Regions from separate parts of the Homo sapiens genome. Here region 1 is linked to region 2. A link is a contact called in ENCODE Hi-C or POLR2A ChIA-PET data. All regions are on one chromosome and are shown on one strand. The core of a region is the stretch at or near the end of the contact, and the rest is flanking DNA. Distances in the headings are between cores, read along the strand shown. Region 1 holds the start of UBALD1 (UBA like domain containing 1). Region 2 holds the start of FLYWCH2 (FLYWCH family member 2).

Evidence for each region. Hi-C counts contacts between places; a loop is a spot of excess contacts on that map. ChIA-PET counts read pairs that join two places held with the same protein, here RNA polymerase II (POLR2A). Pooled maps may share reads with other maps.
Region 1: a map of naive thymus-derived CD4-positive, alpha-beta T cell shows a loop between it and region 2 (20-fold over the local background). The contact joins the promoter of UBALD1 here to the promoter of FLYWCH2 in region 2. A Hi-C loop is called at or near these places in 1 of 168 maps with a recorded cell type or tissue (naive thymus-derived CD4-positive, alpha-beta T cell) and 6 of 50 pooled maps. POLR2A ChIA-PET finds 5 or more read pairs at or near these places in 1 of 52 experiments (B cell).

What each region holds. Positions count from the first base shown.
Region 1 is chr16:4,612,841-4,616,553 of GRCh38, reverse strand. It overlaps UBALD1 (UBA like domain containing 1), which reads left to right and starts at 1,666. Exons shown (of 3, transcript NM_145253.3): 1 at 1,666-1,876. The coding sequence starts at 1,757. RefSeq lists silencers at 1-162, 1,406-1,645, 1,986-2,085, 2,126-2,235, 2,316-2,485 and enhancers at 213-472, 310-881, 882-1,454.
Region 2 is chr16:2,881,601-2,885,196 of GRCh38, reverse strand. FLYWCH2 (FLYWCH family member 2) reads right to left here and starts at 1,982. Exons shown (of 4, transcript NM_138439.3): 1 at 1,831-1,982. RefSeq lists silencers at 1,547-1,606, 1,697-1,866, 2,367-2,836 and an enhancer at 2,565-3,065.

The sequences.
Region 1 (3,713 bases), core at 417-2,916, 1.7 Mb before region 2:
GCTAAAGCCTCACTAGCTGTCAGCAACGTCAACCGGAAGCGCCATGTGCCGGTCTGTAAACACCGCCCGGTCGCCCCGCCCCCGGCTCCGCCCCCGGCCTCCCCGGCCCAGCGCCCGCCCCCGCCGCCTCTTCATTGGGCGACCAGCTTTGTTTACCTTATATGGCCAGGTCCTAACACCCCGAGGCTGTCCATTGGTCGAGGCACGACCTCACTCAGCTGACGTCACCGGGACCAAACGATGCAAATAAACCGAGGCATTCTGGGAAAGGGAGTTTGGGGCCGCTCCGGAACTGGCTCTGCCGGGCCTTGGCGCCCGCCCGCTAAGGGCCGAGATTTCCGGCAAAGAGCACGAGATTTTGCGTGGGAAAGCGGGAGAACTGCTGGGAGGGGGACCCCGAAGCACCAGAGGCTGCTGGCCCCGCCAGCCTGTCCCAGGCGCCGTCCAGAGGGTCATGGGGCTACAGTGGGGCAGGCCCAGAGCCAGGCTAGGAAGGACCCATGCCACGAGTGGGCGATGAGAGATTGAGTGAGGAGAGCTAGGAGGCTAGCTATAGGCGGTGACGTGCGGCGGAGCTTTTAAGTGGCTCATTCATTCATTCACTGAACGAGTATTTGTCGGCGCCTACAGTGTGCCGGGCCTTTCAGCCTAGACCAGCCGATTTGGGCCAAAATTCCTAGAGACCCCTCTCTTAAGGGCGTGCCTACTATTTAACACAGAGCGATGCCAATCACAGAGGGGTTCAGGGTCCCTAGGTCTTAGCAAAGACGCCTGTGGCCCGGCGTTTGCGCCCATGCACAGATCTGTATGCCCCACCTTGGGACCCCAATTCGTGCCAGAGCAGGGGCACGGGTGCCACCGAGAGCAATGAGGGCGACATGGACGTGCCTGGCTCTGGTCACGGTCTGGACAGCTGCGCACAGTAGGCACTTAGCGTTCAGTCACAGTCCCCGGGGCATGGCAAAGACGTCTGTGGCCTGGCGTTTGCGCCCATGCACAGATCTGTGGCCCCGGCCTCTGGGCTCCTAATTCCCGCCAGAGCAGGGGCGTGGGTGCCACCGAGAGCAACGAGGGCGACGTGGACGTGACTGGCTCTGGTCCCAGCTCAGGCGCCTGCACACATTAGGCACTCAGTTTTCAGACACCGTTCCTGGGCCTTGGCAAAAACGCCTATGCACGAACCTGAGGCCCCCGCCTGCGGACCTCCATCCGTGCCAGAGCAGGGGCCGGGTGCCACCCAGAGCAACGAGGGCGACGTGGACTCCCCCAACCCTGGTCACGGCCCGGGCATCCACACACAGTAGGCGCTCACAGTTCAGACACGGTCCCCAGGCCTTGGCCAAGATCCTGTGGTCAGGCATTTGCGCCCATGCACAGACGTGGCCCCCGCCAGCGGACCCCCATCCGTGCCAGAGCAGGGGCACGGGTGCCACCGAGAGCAACGAGGACGACGTGGACGCGCCCGGCTCGGGTTACGGCCCGGACATCCGCACAGCGGGCGCTCGGTGCTCAGACACGCCCCTTCCCGGGCTTCGCGTCCCCTAGGGTGCCGGCCCCGCTCCCCCGGGGCGCCCGGCGCACCGTGGGGACTACATATCCCAGCATGCCGCGGCGCCGGCGGAGCGAGGCGAGGCGCGGTGAGTCAGAGCCGCACAGTAAATATTTGTATTAGCCGGAGCCGGCTCGCTAATGGTGGACGCGTGAGGCGGAGGCGCGGGCGGAGGAGGGAGGCCGGAGCGGGCAGCGCGGCGGCGCCATGTCCGTGAACATGGACGAGCTCAAGCACCAGGTCATGATCAACCAGTTCGTGCTGACGGCGGGCTGCGCGGCCGACCAGGCGAAGCAACTGCTGCAGGCGGCCCACTGGCAGTTCGAGGTGCGCGGCGCCGGAGCCGGGCGAGGGCCGGGGCCACGGGCGGAGTGTGTCCCGCGTGGCCGCCGGGCGGGGGCGGACGGCGTGGACGCGTGCCGGCTGTGCGCCCCCTCCGGGCCGCAGACCCGACCCGCTTTCCCGACGGCGGTGCCCGGCGTCCGGATCCCAAGGGCTCGCGGCGGGCGGAGGTGGGAACCGGGCCACCGGTCGGGGATACGCCGCCCCCGCGGGGCCGCGAGTCCCCCGGGATCGAGACGGGGACCCCCCCCACCCCTTTTGTCCGGGTAACGGCCGAGGGCCGGGCGGCCCCGCGGTGCAGACGGACAGTCGGGCGGGCGGCCGGAAGGAGGACGCCCCAGGCCTCGGCAGAGCTGGGCCGGAGGGCGGAGCCGCTCCGGGCGAGTGGTCCGAGGGTCCGCGTGCCTGGTGGGCGGTCGGCGGCGTGCGCACACGTCCATGTGCATTTGTGTTTACGCACGCACCGCGCCACGGCGTCGGCCGGGCACCGGGGAGGTGGCGGACCTGCGGGCACGTTGGCGCGCGTGTGAACGCGCAGCCCCCTGGTGCGTTTGGTGTGTGATCAACGCGTACACATGTGGCGGGTGTGCAGATGCCGCCCGTGCCCGGCACGGTGTGATGTGTGTACACGGCCTGGAGTGTAGGGGTGGCGTGTCGGAGCCCCACACTACACCACAGGGATGAGCGTGTATCCCCTTCAGAGGTGTGCCTGGGGACTCCGTGTGCGCGACTAGGTGCTCTCCTGGGGCTGGCAGGGGCATCTGTCCCTTTACCGGTGCAATGGGGAGGGTGCACACGGTTCACCAGCTTTCGGGCTAGCTGGGTAGGAGGTGATGCTGCCCCGGTCTGGCACCCACTCCCCCGGGCCTCTCCTAACCCATAGGACAGTAGTGCTCCTGGCTTGTGCTGCCCAGAGGCTACCTGGCTTTCCCTAATTCACCGACCCCAGGATTAACCCCATGGTGGTTGGTATCAGGGGATGAGGCCAGAGCCCTTTGAGCTGTGCCCCTCACAGGGGTAGGGTCATGGCCTCAGCCATCCCGGTACCATCTGTGCCCAGCCGGGGACTGGGAACCTGGTTTCTCCATGAGGAGCCATCCCAGGGCCTGCAGGAGGGACTAGAAGCCAGAGGACTCTGAGGCTCCGCTTCCTGGGGACTGCAGGGGGATCAGAATGTCCCAAGCTTGGGACAGTCTGGGAAGGCAGTGGCCATCCCATCCAGATGAGTACATCCCTCTCTCCTTGCCTACTTCCCTCCTACCAGCCGTCGCGGAGGCCACTGATCCTGTGTGGTGTTCACCCCAGGACGTGGGAGGCTGCTCTGTCCCTCTGGCCTTAGTTTCCACATCTGTATGGTGGGGTTGGGGGGCATGAGTCAGCTTCTGTTGGCCAGCTTACTGCCCCCTGTGCCCCAAGGCAGCCCCACCCGGAGGAAGCTCCCTGCTTCCCTCCTGGTCTCCACAGCCCTCATCAGCCCTGTTTGTGTCAGGGGCTGGATGTGGCAAAACTTGCAAAACCGCATTCATGGCAGTTACACATCTGCACGCAGGGTTCCCTCGCTGCCTGGGGCTGGGCAGGTAGGTGTCCGGTGGGAAGCGGGCCCTGCCTGCAGGACTCAGCCCAGCCCTCAAAACCTGGCACCCAGCTGGCACCCAGGCCACATCCCTCAGCGGCACAGTTAATTGAAAATGCAGCTTTGAGGAGTGCAATGTCTGGGGAAAGACTGTTCCCAGAGGGGCAGGAGCATCTGGGGCCTCTGGTGGCTCCCAGGGTCCCCATGGGAGGAGCCCTGTGCCCTCCACTCCCAAGTCTCAGTTGTGCC
Region 2 (3,596 bases), core at 733-3,232:
GCGCCTGCCACCACGCCTGGCTAATTTTTTGTATTTTTAGTAGAGACGGGGTTTCACCGTGTTAGCCAGGATGGTCTCGATCTCCTGACCTCGTGATCCGCCCTCCTTGGCCTCCCAAAGTGCTGGGATAACAGGCGTGAGCCACCGCGCCCGGCCGAAATGTACACTTTAAATGGGTAAATTGCACGGTATGTGAATTATCTCAATAAAGTTGTTAAATATTCAGAAAAAGGTAAATTGAGTCTATGAACATATGAACAGCAGTTCCCCAATGTCACTATCCCTAAGAATCACCCGGAGTTTTTTTTTTGTTTTTGTTTTTTAGACGGAGTATCGCTCTTGTCGGCCAGGCTGGAGTGCAGTGGCGCGACCTTGGGTCACTGCAACCTCTGCCTCCCGGGTTCAAGCCTTTCTCCTGTCTCAGCCTCCCAAGTAGCTGGGATTACAAGCGTGCACCACCACACCCGGCTAATTTTGTATTTTTAGTTGAGACGGGGTTTCTCCATGTTGGTCAGGCTGGTCTCGAACTCCCGACCTCAGGTGATCCACCCTCCTTGGCCTCCCAAAGTGCTGGGATTACAGGCGTGAGCCACCGCGCCGGCCCCGACTAATTTTTGTATTTTTTTTTTTTTTTTTTTAGTAGAGACGGGGTTTCACCATGTTAGTCAGAATGGTCTCTATCTCCTGACCTTGTGATCTGCCTGCCTCGGCCTCCCAAAGTGCTAGGATTACAGGCGTGAACCACCGCGCCCGGCCTGTGTTGCTTTAAGCCACCTTATTTGTTAGGACAGCAACAGGAAACTAATACAAGGTTCAATCCCTCACTGACGATGTTCTGGACGACAGGACCCCTGCCTGGTGCCTCATGGTGGACCCACAGAATCATCTTCATACGCACGGGGGAGAAACATCACTAATGTCCACCAGCACCGGCATCCTCAGCCGCGAGGACAAATCCCTTACCCTCCCAGCAGGTTTCATCTGCGTAACGGAAATAGTGGTGAATTTATCAGGGGCTGTTAATAGATGACAGGCAAGGGTGAAGTCATCGCAAAAGTTCCCAGACGATATGGACAGCTGCTCCCCAATAATTACTGCTCCACGCAGTCCACAGCGGGGCTGTTATTGACCCCGACAGGATGACGGGACACTAAGGTGTGCAGTACACGTCCTCACAGGGAGATTTAAAAAACCGGCAGTGACCCCTGCCCCAAGAAGGCCAAGAACTGCTACTCTAAGGTGTGCAGCGCGGAGCTTCCCCACCATGGCAATTTCAGCCATGGCAGCTCCTTCCCCTAATCACCAGGGCTCAGAATCTTTATTTCACTCCTTTACCCAATGCAATTGGCATCAAACGCGGGCTGGGCTGCGCCCAAATGGTCCCAGCTCCCCGGCTCTCTCCTCTCTCAAGAATACCCACACCCTGAGGCCCCGAGTGTCTCCCCCGCCCCAGTATCTCACGCCTCCAACTCGCTGCCGTCCCTGCAGGGACCTCCCGAGCTGCAACCGTGGGACGAGGCCGGCGGGGGTTGGGGGGTGCCGGGAAGGCAGCGCTGGGCGCGGCGGACACGGCCAGGGACCGGCGGGCGAGTGCGGACCTCCTTCGTGTGGGGGTGTTGAGGCTTTGGACAAGGGACTGGAGGGGGTGGGGAAGGAGGGGCGAGAGGCAAAGAGGGAATCGCGGGAGACCCCACAGGAGGCGGCCTGAGCACCAGGACGCGGACCCCTCCTCAGCACCCGCAGCCCTCGGGACCCCCGAGAGAGCCGGGCCGGGGACTCGTCCATGCCGAGGACGCAGGACCCTCCCCGCCCGCCAGGGCCCGTCCTCACCGACGACAGCGGTGCCCTCCCTCTCCGGCGACAGCGCCGCGGCGGGTCCCTCAGCCTCCGCGCCAAGGGCCCCAGCCTCAGCTCGCGCTGTTACCTCAAGCCGGGGTCACAGCGCGAGCATGCGCAGCAAGGCCGCGGGTGCCCTGTCTTCTGGCTGGGGCCGCTCCTCCGCGTCTTGCCCGTGCGGCGTAGAGCTGGCGTCCGGCCAATCGGAGGGCGGAGGCGGGGCCAAAATTCAGTAAGGGGGCGGGGACACCCGGGATTGAGTGTCGCCGTCAGGGGCGGAGCCTCGGGGGACCTGCGGCCTGGATCCGGGTTGCGGGCGAGGTTATCCCAGCACCAGTGGGTTGGGCTTCACTGCGACCCCCGGGCTTCCTCACGGATTTGACTCCGGCTCTCTGCGGGGAAAACTGGAGCATTTGTTTAAAGGTTTTGCTCTCCCCCGTCGCGATACCGAGCGTGCGGAGGGAAGGTGTTTAGGCTCATGGAAGCCACTGCCTTGCTTTAAGCTCTGCATCCTTGACGACGCAGCAGCCTCATCCGCGCCATTGGTCCAGCCCTCGTCTATTAGTTTAGCCCCTGCCCATTGGTCCAGCCCTCGCCCAATAGTCCCGCCCTCTCTCTGTAGTTCAGCCCCTGTCCATTCATCCTTTCTCGTTATTGGTCCAGCCCTGGCCCATTGGGCCCACCCGTGCCCACGGGCCCCGCCCTCTCCGTGCCCAACCACGTTCACCCGGCCCAAGGGGTGCCCGGGACACTCGCCATCCTCCAGCCACCCACTGCAGTGGGACTGGGCTGGGTCCGGGCACAGGGAGCTGTGGGGCCCTGGGCGCTGCTTTCCTGGGACACTTGGCTGCAGCGTCCAGAGCGGCCCCCGCACAGCCCCCTAGGCTCACCGCGGCTCTCCCAGCCCCGCGGGGTCGCCCCCACTACCCCGGCCACCTTGGTCCCCCTAAGCCTGGCTCCGCGCCCCGCCCCCCTCGCTCTAAAGCGGCCGCTGAATGTGCCACCGCCCCAGGGCTCCAGGGTCCAGGTCGAGATCCTCTGGGGCCTCCCGCACCTTCCGCCTTCTCACGTCCGAATGCCAGCGTCGCTGCACGCCCTTCCTCTGCCCTGCCCCTCCCGGCCCTGGCTCTGCAGGTCTCTGAATCCCACCGTGGACTCCGCTACCAAGGCTCCCGCTGCCCCCATCCCACTATCCTATCTCCCCGGGCATTGTCTGGTGTCATTCAAGGCCTTTGTGCTTTTTTTTTTTTTTTAGAAACGAGAATTGCGCTCTGTCGCTCAGGCTGGAGTGCAGTGGCGTGATCTCGGCTCGCTGCAACCTCTGCCTCCCGGGTTCAAGCAATTCTCATGCCTCAGCCTACTGAGTAGCCGGGATTACGGGCGCCCGCCACCACGCCCGGCTAATTTTTGTACTTTTAGTAGAGACGGGTTTCACCATGTTGGCCAGGCTGGTATTGAACTTCTGACCTCAGGTGATCCACCCGCCTCGGCTTCCTAAAGTGCTGGGATTACAAGAGTGAGCCACCGTGCCCAGCTACCTTTGTGCATTTATTTGCTGTTATCTATTAATCATTCACAGACTACTGGTTGTTTTTAACTTGATGATGTTATAAATATCTTTGTATATGAATCTCTGATGTCAAAGATTTTTTTTTTTTTTTTTTGAGATGGAGTCTCGCTCTGTCGCCCAGGCTGGAGTGCAGTGGCGTGATCTCTGCTTATTGCAACCTCCGCCTCCCGGGTTCAAGCGATTTTCCCGC